Regions from separate parts of the Homo sapiens genome. Here region 1 is linked to region 2. The links are chromatin contacts, found by Hi-C or POLR2A ChIA-PET in ENCODE. All regions are on one chromosome and are shown on one strand. The core of a region is the stretch at or near the end of the contact, and the rest is flanking DNA. Distances in the headings are between cores, read along the strand shown.

What was found. A loop is a pair of places that touch in the nucleus more often than their neighbours do. ChIA-PET counts read pairs that join two places held with the same protein, here RNA polymerase II (POLR2A). Pooled maps may share reads with other maps.
Region 1: a map of CD14-positive monocyte shows a loop between it and region 2 (4-fold over the local background). The contact joins the promoter of LINC02768 here to the enhancer-like site in region 2. A Hi-C loop is called at or near these places in 10 of 168 maps with a recorded cell type or tissue (B cell, CD14-positive monocyte, CD4-positive, alpha-beta T cell and 6 more), 6 of 37 single-sample maps with no recorded cell type and 17 of 50 pooled maps. POLR2A ChIA-PET finds 5 or more read pairs at or near these places in 13 of 52 experiments (AG04450, B cell, BJ and 10 more).

The regions. Positions count from the first base shown.
Region 1 is chr1:235,968,315-235,974,680 of GRCh38, reverse strand. LINC02768 (long intergenic non-protein coding RNA 2768) reads left to right here and starts at 2,170. Exons shown (of 3, transcript NR_183724.1): 1 at 2,170-2,920. RefSeq lists an enhancer at 2,582-2,631 and a silencer at 5,446-5,646.
Region 2 is chr1:235,834,093-235,841,170 of GRCh38, reverse strand. The region is part of intron 1 of LYST (lysosomal trafficking regulator); the gene reads left to right. Among named protein-coding and RNA genes, the nearest start is that of MIR1537, 15 kb to the left of the region's middle. Within about 2 kb of position 5,675, at least 12 of the 41 ENCODE cell types and tissues checked have a DNase peak (open chromatin) inside an H3K27ac peak, as active enhancers do; they include Panc1 and heart right ventricle, where a contact is called at or near this core.

The sequences.
Region 1 (6,366 bases), core at 921-3,420, 140 kb before region 2:
TACCACCCACCTTGATCAGCCCCAGGGCAGTCAGTTGTGGGGACAGCAGCTCAGGTACTTAGTGTGGCTTGCTGGAGCCAGGTTGGACAATAAAGACCCAGTTTTCCAAAAACCAAGGTTGTGGGTTCTGATTACTGATTGCTGCTTTTGATCCTTGAGGGGCTAGCATATAGGGAAAAATTTTCATGATACTGGGTTTGTCAAACATTTCTTGGACATATCAAAAGCACCAGCAACGAAAGAAAAAAACAGGTAAGCTGGACTTCATCAAAATTAACATTTTTGCATCAAAGGATACTATCAAGAGAGTAAAAAGACAACCCATGGAATGGGAGAAAATATTTGCAAACTCTATATGTGATAAGGAATTAATATTCAGAATATAACTACATTTCAACAACAAAAGCAAACAATTTAAAAATGAGTAAAGGATTTGAATAAACATTTATATGAAGAAGATATACAAATGGCCAATAAGCATATGAAAAGATGCTCAATATCATTAGTCATTAGGTAAATGCAAATAAAAACCACAATTTGACACCAGTTTACAGTATTAAGATGGCTTTTATCAAAACAAAACAAAACAAAACAAGTACTGGAGAGCATCTGGAAACGTTGTCCGTTGCTGATGGGAATGAAAACAGACAGCTTGGTGGTTCCTCAAAAAGTTGAATATAGAATTACTATATGATCCAGCAGTTCCACTCCTAGGACTATACCCAAAATAATAGAAAACAAGGGCTGGAACAGATGCTTCTGTGTTACTGTCCATTGCAATATCATTCACTGTAGCCAAAAGATGGAAACAACCCAAGTGTCCATCAACAGATGAATGGATAAACAAAATACGTTATGTACATAAAATGGAATATCACTGAGCCTAACAAATGAAATCCTGATACATGCTACAACACAGATGAACCGTCAGGACATTATGCTGTGGGAAATAAGCCAGACACAAACTATCAAGCAATATATGCGCTTCCATTTATATGAGGTATCTAGAATGTACCAATTCATGGAGACTGAAAGTAGATCAAAGGTTACCGGGGGCTGTGGGGAGGTGGAATGGAGAGTTATTGCTCGATGGCTACAGAATTCTTACCTGGGAAAATGAAAAGTATTGGAAATAGTGGTGATGGTTGCACAATATTGCGAATGTAATAAATGTCAGTGACTTGTACACTTAAGAATTATTAATGGCTGGGCACGGTGGCTCACGCCTGTAATCCCAGCACTTTGGGAGGCCAAGACGGGCGGATCACAAGGTCAGGAGATCAAGACCATCCTCGCCAACATGGTGAAACCCCGTCTCTACTAAAATGTAAAAAATTAGCCGGGTGCGGTGGTGCGCACCTGTAGTCCCAGCTACTCAGGAGGCTGAGGTAGAGGAATCGCTTGAACCCGGGAGGCGGAGGTTGCAGTGAGCTGAGATCGTGCCATTGCACTCCAGCCTGGCAACAGAGCAAGATTCTGTCTCAAAAAAAAAAATTATTAACATGGCAAATTTCATGATATATACATATTTTACAATTTTTAAAATTAATAATGTAATATACCCAAAACCATTGCAGGTACACTTTGGGTGAATTACATAGCATGTGAATTATATCTCAATAAAGCTGTTTTGGGTGGGCACAGTGGCTCACATCTGTAATCTCAGCACTTTAGGAGGCTGAGGCAGGAGGACAACTTGAGGCCAGTAATTTGAGACCAGCCTGGGCAATATAGTGAGACCCCCATCTCTACAAAATCTTTTAAAAATTAGCCGGGTGTAGTGGCAAGTGCCTGTAGTCCTAGCTACTCAGGAGGCTGAGGCAGGAGGATTGCTTGAGCCCGGGAGTTTGAGGTTACAGTGAGCTATGATCATGCCGCTGCACTCCAGCCTGGGCCACAGAGCAAGACCCTGTCAAATAAATAAATAAGCTGTTTTTTAAAAATCACTGTAATTAAAAACAAAAACTCCTGGATACCTAAGGTTGGCAAAATGCTGATCGTTGTTGTGGCTGGCCGAATTCTAAAGATTTCAAGATTCTAATTTTGTACTGCTCTGAAGGGACTTTGCAGATGGAATTTAGATGACTAAGTAGCTGACGTTAAAACAGGCAAATTATCCTGGGTTATCCAGGCAGGCCCTTAAAAACAGAGGAGGGAGGCAGAAGAGTCAGAGAGATAAGGCAGAAACAGAAAGCGGGAGAGGAGAGGGTGAAGGGGGAGAGGGACTATTTACACTTCCCTTTAGGTTACAGGCACAGAGAAACCTTTAGGCTGAACTTAAAATATGTGAGTAGCTTTAAGCTAAACTTGATTTAACAGGGAAAAACAGGACTTTGCAAAAATTCTTTTAGGGAGTGTACTATCGAGCACATTTGAAGACCACAGGTCTCGAAAGCGGGGAAGACGGGACCCAGAGTCCCCCGCAGCAGCGTCACGGCCCAGCTCTGGTTCTCAAGTTGGGCTGCTGTTTTTCCCCTTTTTCTCATCCGCCAGGATGCCAGGCGCTGCTGAAAGCTGCAGCCGAAAGGATTTAGAATTCCTTACAACGGAGAAAGGGTCTTTGCTCAGACAACATGGACTTAAGAGACGGAAGGGCCAAAAAGGCTTGAAAACAGGCTCGAAGAGCGGCTTCCTGGTAGCTAGAAGCTTAAGTGGGGACAGATGAGCTTAACTGGCAAGCCTGCGTGTGTGCTCTCCAGCCCCCGTGATTCAGTTTAAATCTGGGCGGGTCTCCTCAAAGACAGTTCCAGAAGGGGCCACGTGAGGGCAGTAAGAGCCTCTCAATGCCTGTTTTTGGGGGAAGAGAGAAGTGAGGGCGGAGCGCGGGGAGCGTCCCAGGCCTGGCTACCCGGATAACTTCCCCAAAAGAAGCTATGCTCGGGCCTTCCCATCGTCCCACTCAAGAGCTTTCTTCATATTGGTGAGTTGCCCAACTGCTAGCAAAAGAACTTCCCAATTATGGTCAAGCCTCTTCATCTAAATTCAGATTTCCACCAAATAGCCCAGCCCTTTTCCTCCCCAAGTCATCTCCTTACTCAAACATTTGCAGACATTCGTCACACGAGATCCCCAGCCGTGGGCTCAGCATCTTACACCGAGGTACGAAAACACAGAAGTATTCCTGAGTGTATTCTGTGTATGCAAAAGTGCATACGTCTCCTTATGGACCAGGTTCTGAGTGAATCTAAGTGGAAAACACGGAATAGCAGGCTAATTCCAGAAAATGCAGGGCTTTTGCAAATAAGTGGGCGTCTAGTCACTAAGCAGGTAGTAATAACAGGTGATGCTAAATGATTGCTTCGAACCACTTTGTTAAGGGGATCAGAGAAGGGAGAAGGCTCAGGAGAGAGAGTGCAGCAAGAAGCTTTTATTAGCTGGATGGAAATGGGAAAACTAACTCAGGATAACCTTATGTAGTAGAATTTATTGTGCCCATTGAGTAAGTCAGGAAACTGAGGGTTAAGGAGGTGAAGTAACTTGGCAAAGGTCACGCCGTCAGAGCAGAGTCCAGTTCCAGATTTGGTTTACTCTAAATACCCTTCCTCACCCCCCTTTTTAAGAAATACCTTAAATGAAAATTTATTTTTACTTTATCTTACATTATTATTTATTTGTATTCAGCACATTTTCATTTAGAAAGTTGGAAAATAAAGGCACAAGAAAAACAAATAACAGTAATTTCATTACTCAATAATGGCCTCATCACTACAATCTTGTCCAGAAATGTTGTAAACACACACACACAATACTTTTACATATATTTTTGTAAGATATATATATAACAAAAAATGTGATCCTGTGATACTTTTCCGTATTTTTGTTTTCCATTTAAATAAATGTGCATATGAACATTACTTTGATCAACTACATAATAGTATCATACTCTATTATATGGACAATAAACTCTCACCAGTTCATTTATTGATGAACTTTTAGGGTGTTTCTATGTGTTTTTTGATGTGATAAATAACAATAAACCAATAAACACCCACATACTAATATCAGTGTCCTTTTTTTTTTTTTTTTTTTTTTTTTGAGAGTCACGCTCTGTTGCCCAGGCTGGAGTGCAGTGGTGCAATCTCAGCTCACTGCAACCTCCGCCTCCCGGGTTCAACAATTCTCCTGCCTCAGCCTCCCGAGCAGCTGCGACCACAGGCATGTGCCACCATGCCCAGCTAATTTTTTATATTTGTAGTAGGGATGTGGTTTCACCATGTTATCCAGGATGGTCTCAATCTCCTGACCTCATGATTCACCCGCCTCGGCCTCCCAAAGTGCTGGGATTACAGGCATGAGCCACCACGCCCGACCCTCAGTGTCCTTATTAATATCTTTAGGATAAATTTCAACTCAGGATTATTTAAAAATTTAAGACTTTCAATAGATACTCCCCAACTGCCTTACAGAAAGTTTGTACCACTTTATACTTCCACCAGCGGGAGTGTTGGAGAGGGCCCGTTTACCTATGTTTTTGCCTTTGCATAGTTTATTTTTTCATTTTTGCCAATTACATAGGTGGTGTTTGTTTATTAAAATTTACATTATTGGCTGGTTGCAGTGACTCACGCCTGTAATCCCAGCACTTTGGGAGGCCAACATGGGAGGACTGCTTGAAGCTAGGAGTTTGAGGCCCATCCTGGGCAACATACTGAGGCTCAGTCTCTAAAAAGAAAAAAAATTACACTCTTTAAGTTGCGGTAAACTTTTGAAATGCACACTAGCCACTTAAAGTTCTTTTGTCAATTGTCCTTCTAGTCCTCAGTTCTTTTTTCTAATTGGGAGAATCTCACTGATTTATAAGTGTCCTTTACATTTTAAAGCTAATTAACCTTTTGTTGTCTATTTTGCAAATAATATTCCCCAAGGGTTTGTTGTTGTTGTTGTTGTTTGTTTGTTTGTTTGTTTTTTTGAGACAGGGTTTTGCTCTGTTGCCCAGGCTGGAGTGCAATGGCGTGATCTTGGCTCACTGCAATCTTGGCTCACTGCAACCTCTGTCTCCTGGGTTCAAGCTATTCTCCTGCCTCAGCCTCTCCAGCAGCTGGGATTACAGGCATGTGCCACCACACCTGGCTAAGTTTTGTATTTTTAGTAGAGATGGGGTTTCACCATGTTGGCCAGGCTGGTCTTGAACTCCTGACCTCATGATCTGCCAGCCTCAACCTCTCAAAAAGTGCTGGTTACAGGCGTGAGCCACTGCGCCCAGCTTTTTTGTTGGTTTTTTGTTCTGGGGGATTTGGGGACATACGGAAGGTTTTAATCTACATGTAGTCAATTCCTGCTCAGTACGAATTAGAACAAAAGTACCAGCCAAGAAGTCATGAGGCGGAAAATGTCCAGGCTGCACCCTGTGGCATATGGTATTTTCCAAAATGGCCTGAACACAATCTCCCACCCCACATATTCTTACAATGGTGTGTCGATGTGATATTGACATTCCTCTCACCAAGAACTAGGGCCTATGTCCCTCTCCTTGAATCTGGATGGGCCTATGACTATAGCAGAGGGGATGACATGTGGGTTCTGAGGCTGGGTCATACAAGGTGAAACAGCTTCCGTCCAGTCTTCTTGGGATTCTCTCTCTCCGGTTCTGTGATAGGAGGAAGCTCAGGCCACATGAAGAGGCCATGTGCCTGGGGTGGCAGCTCCAACTGTAGCCTCAGCCTACAGCAGACATCAATCACTAGACATGCAAACAAAGAGACCGCCCCCGTGACTCCAGCCCAAGCCACTGTCTGACCGCAGTCTCACAAGAATGGTCCAGGAGACCCCAGTCAATTTCAGACCATGAGAGAGAAAACAGGCTGAGCAGCCCTAATCCAAAATTTATAAAATCTGAAATACTCCAAAGTTCAAAACTCTTCGAGTGCCGATATGATGCTCAAAGGTCATGCTCAAAGGAAATGAATATTGGCACATTTTGGATTTCTCATTTTTGGATCAGGGATGCTCAACTGGTGAGTATAACGCAAATATTCCAATATTTAAAAAAAAATCCAAAATCCAAAACATTTCTGTTCCCAAGCATTTTGGGTGTTTTTTTCCATAGGTAATTGGGGAACAGGTGGTATTTGGTTACATGAATAAGTTCCTTAGTGGTGATTTGTGGGATTTTGGTGCACTCATCACCCAAGCAGTATACACTGCACCATATTTGTAGTCTTTTATCCCTCACCCCCCTCCCACCCTTCCGCCCAATCCCCAAACCCATTGCATCATTATTATGCCTTTGCATCCTCATAGCTTAGCTCCTAGATATCAGTAAGAATATACGATGTTTGGTTTTCCATTCCTGGGTTACTTCACTTAGAGTAATAGTCTCCAATCTCATCCAGATCACTGTGAATGCCATTAATTCATTCCTTTTTT
Region 2 (7,078 bases), core at 4,426-6,925:
GAGAAGGTATACATTTTGAGCATTGCTGAAATTGGAATGAAAGGCATGGTGGATTTAGTCTCAGTAGTCACTGTAAAGAAGTTAGTCACTGGCCTAATAGACAGAGGACTCAGCTCACCTGGTGTGGAGTGGTTTTGCCCTGACAGCAGACTCTGCACACGTGCCTCAGTTCTTCTTGTGTGTTCTTCGCAGGTGACAGTACCATTTATCCAGTTAACCAAGCCAGTATTCAGAGAGTTGTCCTGATCCCTCCCTTACCACTCACTTCTCCATCCAATTAATCACCAAAATTGTGCTCATTTTAATTCTTGGATATTTAATAAAATTATATTATTCTACTGTTGCTTTAGAAAAAAATATCCTTACCATTTGCTTGGAGTATGACGCCAGTCTCCAAATTGGTTTTCATGCAGCTAGAGTTTTCTCCATAAAATGTGTCTTCCACATTGCCACTAGAATGACCTATGTGTTCAAGATTGACCATGCCACTCACATGTTCAAAATAATTCATGGGCTTCCTGTCACCTGTAGCAGTGAGTCTCAGCCCTGACTGTTCATTAGAATCACCTATGAAGCTTGTTAAAAATACCGATGTTTAGGTCTTGCTGTGGGTTTAGCAGATTAGGTTCTCTGATCATGGGGCCTAGACAAACTCTATAGGTGATTCTGATAAGACTCACTAGCCAATAGATTAAAGCCCAAGGTTCTTAGCATAGTGTACAAAAGCCTTTCACCATCTGGTCTTTGCCAGCCACTCCCTCCATCCTCACTTTTCCTGTTTCTCATTTTGTAGTTGTGATACCAAACTTACTGTAATTTCTTCAGTGACAACTTGAGCTGCTGTTTCCATCTCTAATGCTTTTCTTCCCTTCTTTTCTCCCTTTACCTGTACAACTTCAATTTATTCTTCATGAAGCTTCCCTGGCCACTCAAATTGGGTTAAGTGCCCCTTAGCAGTACATAGTACCCTATATATTGATTTGCCTTTGCCACCGTAATGTAATCTTCTTGAGGGCAGAGACTGGAATTACTTTATGTTCTTAGTGTCTGATACAAAGTGGTTGTTTTGTAAATGATAGCTGGCAGACTAATAAGCAGGAAGAGGAATATGGAACAAAGCCGGAATATAGAGAATTGGAGTACAGAGTTCCTAAAATTCGAAGAAAAGGTAGGTAAGATGCCAGAGATAGTCTCTTGAAGGGAAAGTGGTTACAAGGTGATAATAGGCAGTATCTCTACTGAACAATTGGAAATAATATGTGAAGGAAAGGGAGAGGGAACATGGCCACATGAACTGATGATTTATTTTATTTATTTATTTATTATTTTATTTTATTTTATTTTATTTCATTTTATTTTATTTTTTGAGACAGAGTCTCGCTCTGTCGCCCAGGCTGGTGTGTAGTGGCGCGATCTCAGTTCACTGCAACCTTCTCTCCCAGGTTCAAGCAATTCTCCTGCCTTAGCCTCCTGAGTTACTGGGACTATAGGCGGTGCCACCGCACATGGCTAATTTTTGTATTTTTAGTAGAGATGGGGCGTGGTGGGGGGGGTTCTCCGTGTTGGCCAGGCTGGTCTCGAACTCCCAATCTCAGGTGATCCACCCACCTTGGCCTCCCAAAGTGCTGAGATTACATGCATGAGCCACCATGCCCAGCATGAACTGATTTTTAAATAATGTGCACAAGAAAGAAAGAAGGATATGAAACCAAATGGTCGTGTGCAGTGGATCACGCCTGTAATCCCAGCACTTTGGAAGGGTGGAGGTGGGCGGATTACCTGAGGTCAGGAGTTTGAGATCAGCCTGGCCAACTTGAACCTGGGAGGTGGAGGTTGCAGTGAGCTGAGATCATGCCACTGCACTCCATCCTGGGCGACAGAGCGAGATTCTGTCTCAAAAAAAAAACTGTATATATATATATGCACACATACACCCACACATATAAAACCTATAGAATAGGAACACAGTCCTGGTAGAATAATGAGCTAAGATTTTGAAAAAGTTGGGCTGACCTTTTACATTTTATATGTAGAGAACGAAAATGAGGCCAGGTGCAGTGGCTCACGCCTGTAATCCCAACACTTTGGGAAGTCAAGGCGGGAGGTTCACTTGAGCCCAGAAGTTCGAGACCAGCCTGGACAACATGGTGAGACCCTGTCTCTACAAAAAGAAAGAAAGGGCGCAGGGGTGGGGGATAGGGCAGTAGGGGGAGAGAGAGAGAATGAGTATGACAAATAAATAATAGATTCTTACCAACAAATGGACCCAATAATCAGATACAGAGAACAAATGAAATTTCTTAGCTTTCTTCTCTTCTCTGACATGGAGAATGATCTACACACAGACTAAGAAGGGTACAAGTGAGAAAAATAAGAGGAGAAAATTGAAGCCCAAGATTGGGGAGGAGATTGTATCAGAACTCTGGATGCTCTAAAATGAATTCACATCTCACGGTCAGATTCTGAGAACATTTGTTAATGTCATTGCTCAACTAATAATCTTTGAGTAATTATAGTGAAATGTGAAAACTTGTAGAAGCCTGTGGAGGAATAATGTTCTAAAATTTAAAAAAATGTAGCTTCCATAGATTTTTGTAAACTTGATGTTACTTCCACAAAAGACTCTAGAGATCATTTTTAAAGATTTTCAAATATTATACTTAAAGAAAAGATGAGCAATAAAGGCTATGTAGGCTTTCTAAGAATTCATTCCAGATAACCCAGTTTCTACCTATAGAGTCTACATTTACAGATTAGGAGAATGCTGCAGCTGTAATATATCTAGATTCCCATGGAGTATTTGACAGTCCACCATTCTATACTTGGGAACATGAAGGAGAGTTGGATTATAGTATGGGTATAGTTATTGAACAATGGAACTCAATCTTGATTTAGTTACTCATTGGCAGCCTGGCAGGAAGTCTCTTATGGGCTGCTGTTTTTTGACCCTGTTACACTCATCAGTTTAACACCTCCTTCCCACTTCTCACTCTCAGCTGGCAGTCTTGCTGTTTATTGCACCAAGAAAATAGAAGCACCTGAAAAAAATTCTTGGTCCTCCTATTGCCAAATATACTAATCTTCCTACATCTATACTCGTATTCTCTGACATTCTTCTTATTCAATTAGATGAACTGCCACTGTTCCTTCCACTTGTATGTTGGTCTTCTTCGTTTTGCCTACTCATTGTTCCTAGAATTCTCTCTTCTCATTCTAGTTTTTCATCTATTTTCCTTTCTCTGTTAGAGAAACATACTATGTTTCAGCTTAGAAACAAGCTATAATATTAATCAGGTTTTTTTTTAACCTCACTTATCTCATGTCCTCCTCAAGCCATCACCCGTTCCCTTGCATGCTTTGTGGCAGAACTTCTCAAAAGAGCTGTTTAAATTGCTTGCCTTCATTTCCTCACCACTCTTTTCCACCCCACCAAGACCATTCTTTGAAAAGATTGTCAGTAACTTCCATGTTGCTAAATCCAGCAGTCAATTCCCAGTCTTCATCTTACTTAACTTAACTTCTCAGAATTCTTTTTTTTTTTTTTTTGAAACAGGGTCTCACTCTTACCCAGGCTGGTATGCGGTGGCTCAATCTCAGCTCACTGCAACCTCCCCCTTTCAGGTTCAAGCAGTTCTCATACCTCATCCTCCCAAGTAGCTAGGATTACAGGTGTGCACCACCATGCCGGCTAATTTTTGTATTTTTAGTAGAGATGGGATTTCGCCATGTTGCCCAGGCTGGTCTTGAACTCCTGGCCTCAAGTGATTAGCCTACCTCACCTTCCCAAAGTGCTCTGATTACAGGCTTGAGCCACTGCACCCGCCAGCTTTCTCTCAGAATTTTTGATAGCATTGGTTACTCTTTTCTGTTTCAAGCTTTCTTCACCTGGTTTCTGGGAGATACCACTCACCTGATTTTTCTCCTGCCTCACTTGCTGTTCCTTCTCAGTCTCCTGTGTTGGATACTTACCCTCTCCATTGACTCAGCCATGCTAAGCCCAGGGCTCAGTTGTAAAACCTCTTCTCTGCTCCCTTACACTCATTCTCTAGGTCCTCGCTGTTCATTATAGTAGCCCCTAGCCACATGTGGCTTTTGTCTGCTATATTGTGTGGCAGAAATTATAGAACAGGCTCATCGTCTCAGAAAGCTCCGGTGAACAGCACTGTTCTGGGTTATTTCATCTGTCTAGTTCCATGGCTTTAAAAATTTATTGATGATATCCTGATGATTCCCAAATTGATTCACTAGTTCCAGCTTCCCTGCCTGTTTTGATCTTCAGCTGCCTACTTGATTACTTAATTTCTAAGAAACCTATCACACCTAACATAGCTAAAACTGAACGTTATTTTCCCTCACAACTGTTCTTATGTCAGTCTTACCTATCAGTAAACAGTACTATTCTTCACACAGGCTAAAAAACCTTATAGTCTTTTTTGGGTGGGCATTGGGAGGGACTTGCATTCTTGGGGAGAAATGGTTTCAGGGGAACACTTCTATTTCCTCTTTCCATGCTTACTTTAGTTCCTGAGAAGGAAGAATGGGTTGACTTTTCTCACTTTTTCTTTGCAATTATTTTTTACCTCTTGTCCTCTTGCACTCAATATCCCGTACATCCAGCATACATTTATCTCAGTGGCTTGGAACGCACGTTTCCCAGATACCCACATGGTCCATTTACTTATTCCATTCAAGTTTTTGCTCAAATATTACTGCTTCAGACCTTCCTTGTCCATCCTATCTGAAACAGCATTCCTGTCACTCTATACCCTTACTTTGTTTTACTTTTTCATCGAATTAACATGACCTGACATTATAGTGTATGTTTGCTTTTCATCTGTCTCCACCTCACTATAATACATGATGGTAAGGATTTTGATTCTGCTCTAAACTCAGTGCATAAATTAGTAGCTCACATACAGTAAATGTTCAATAACATTTGTTGAATTAAATGGCATATTGATGAAACTTCTGATGACATAAAATGAGAGGTAGCTAATACATTAAATCAGTGTTTGTGTATGTATGTTTTGTTTTTGCTTGTTCATATTTTACATTTTACCAGTCACTATATGAGGAAAAAGTGAAACATTATTTTTCTGAGGAGGTCATTTATATGATTATAGGCATTTGTTACTATGTTTTTCATTTACGGTAAATGCTAAGGATATAAAAATTCTACGAATATCGTTGGGGCAAGTTTTCTTTGTTATGACATTATAACAATTGTTGTATTAGAAATTGAAATTATAGTGATAAAGTTAGATTTAAAATTGGGCATTATAGCTATGAAAGGTAAAAAGTAATAAGACAGGGTCCCTGGCCTTAAGTAACTTGTGACCTAGAGGGTGAAACAGTCATAGATAAGTAACTACAGGGTGTGTCTATGTAGTTTGGAAACAGAGGCAAATATATAATGGGCTAAGGGCATCATTATTAAAAATGTATCTATACTTCCAGATGTTCTGGACACCTAGAATGATACAGGATGATAAAAATTAGAATACAGGTGTGTATAAAGAGTGCTGGCAGACTCAAGGAGGACACATGTGACTGTGCTGGTGGTTAGAATTATGATCTTGGATAAAATGAAACTGCATAGATATTCAAGTGAGGCTTTGTAAACTACAGAGATAAAGAAGCCATGCCAGTTTAAGAGCATTAGAGAAATCCCTCAGCTTGGCCTAGAAAATGTCCCTCGATAAGAGAAACAGACGGATCTAGCTGACCAGCTGCCAGCTTTCACTTCTTACGGCCACGCTGAGTTAGCTGGAATCATCTTAGCATTGCAAGATAGATGGCTCTACCTTGTGGTAGTCCAAGCTGGAGGGTGGTAGTAGTCAGAGCAGCTAATATAATACCATCTTTAGGCTTACAGTTTGATCCATAATTTCCCTTCCATAATTTTATTTTATTTTTTCCCCTTCCATAATTTTAAAGTTAAAAATATCTCTATGGGCTGGGCACGGTGGCTCACATTTGTAATCCTAGCACTTTGGGAGGCCGAGGCGGGTGGATCACCTGAAGTCAGGAGTTTGAGACCAGCCTGGCCAATGTGGCGAAACCCCCCCCCATTAAAAATACAAAAATTAGCCAGGCATAATGGTGGGCGCCTGTAATCCCGGCTACTCGGGAGGCTGAGGCAGGAAAATCACTTGAACCCAGGCGGCAGAGGTTGTTGCAGTGACCCGAGATCGCGCCACTGCACTCAAGCCTGGGCGAAAGGGTGAAACTCCTCTCAAAAAAAAAAAATTTGCATGATATTGATTAGCTCAGGAGGCAGCAGGAACAGGTATGGAAGGTGTGTTAGGACTCTATTCCAGGGCTGTTCCACTTGGTTGAGCCGTTGATATACTGCTTTCTGGTGCTCTGCCAGAGGAATGAGGGGGTGAGACTGAAATATACCCTGTGCTTTGATAGCTGTGTGCCCTGCTGTGTGGAGCTGCACCCATCAGGAAGGGATGTTTTTTCCTAATTCACACAAAGCCCTGCATTGTCTAACACAGCTGTTTTCTGCCTGGTTTATCTTCAAGTGCCTAGAATAATGTGTGGTACAAGAACTGGTTGGCAAGCTGAAAGAAACTTAAGACAGTTTTCCAGATTTGAGCATTTTGAAGTAATTAAAGATCACTCCTGGGCCAGGTACAGTGGCTCACGCCTGTAATCCCAGTACTTTGGGAGGCCGAGGTGGGCAGATCACTTGAGCTCAGGAGTCCAAGACTAGCCTGGGCAACACAGCAAGACCCCATCTCATTTTTTTTTAAATAAAAATAATTTTAAAAATCAATCTGATTTTAAAACTTATAATTCAAAATATCTTCATGTTTGCCGCATAACTATGATAAGGAAACATTCTTCATGCTTCTTCCTGGTAAGCACTGTAGAGAAGGGGAGAGCAGGTAACTAAAGAGAAATATCCTGTTGCTATCCCAGAAATAGAAATTTATCCTTTAGTCTTCTAGAAATAACCTTCATTATATTCTACTCAAAAGATTAATTCATTTAAAAACTTCAATAAAGATATGAAATTTGATGGTGATTAATAAATTAATGTTTGGCTTTGGTATTGTCTAAGTTCTTA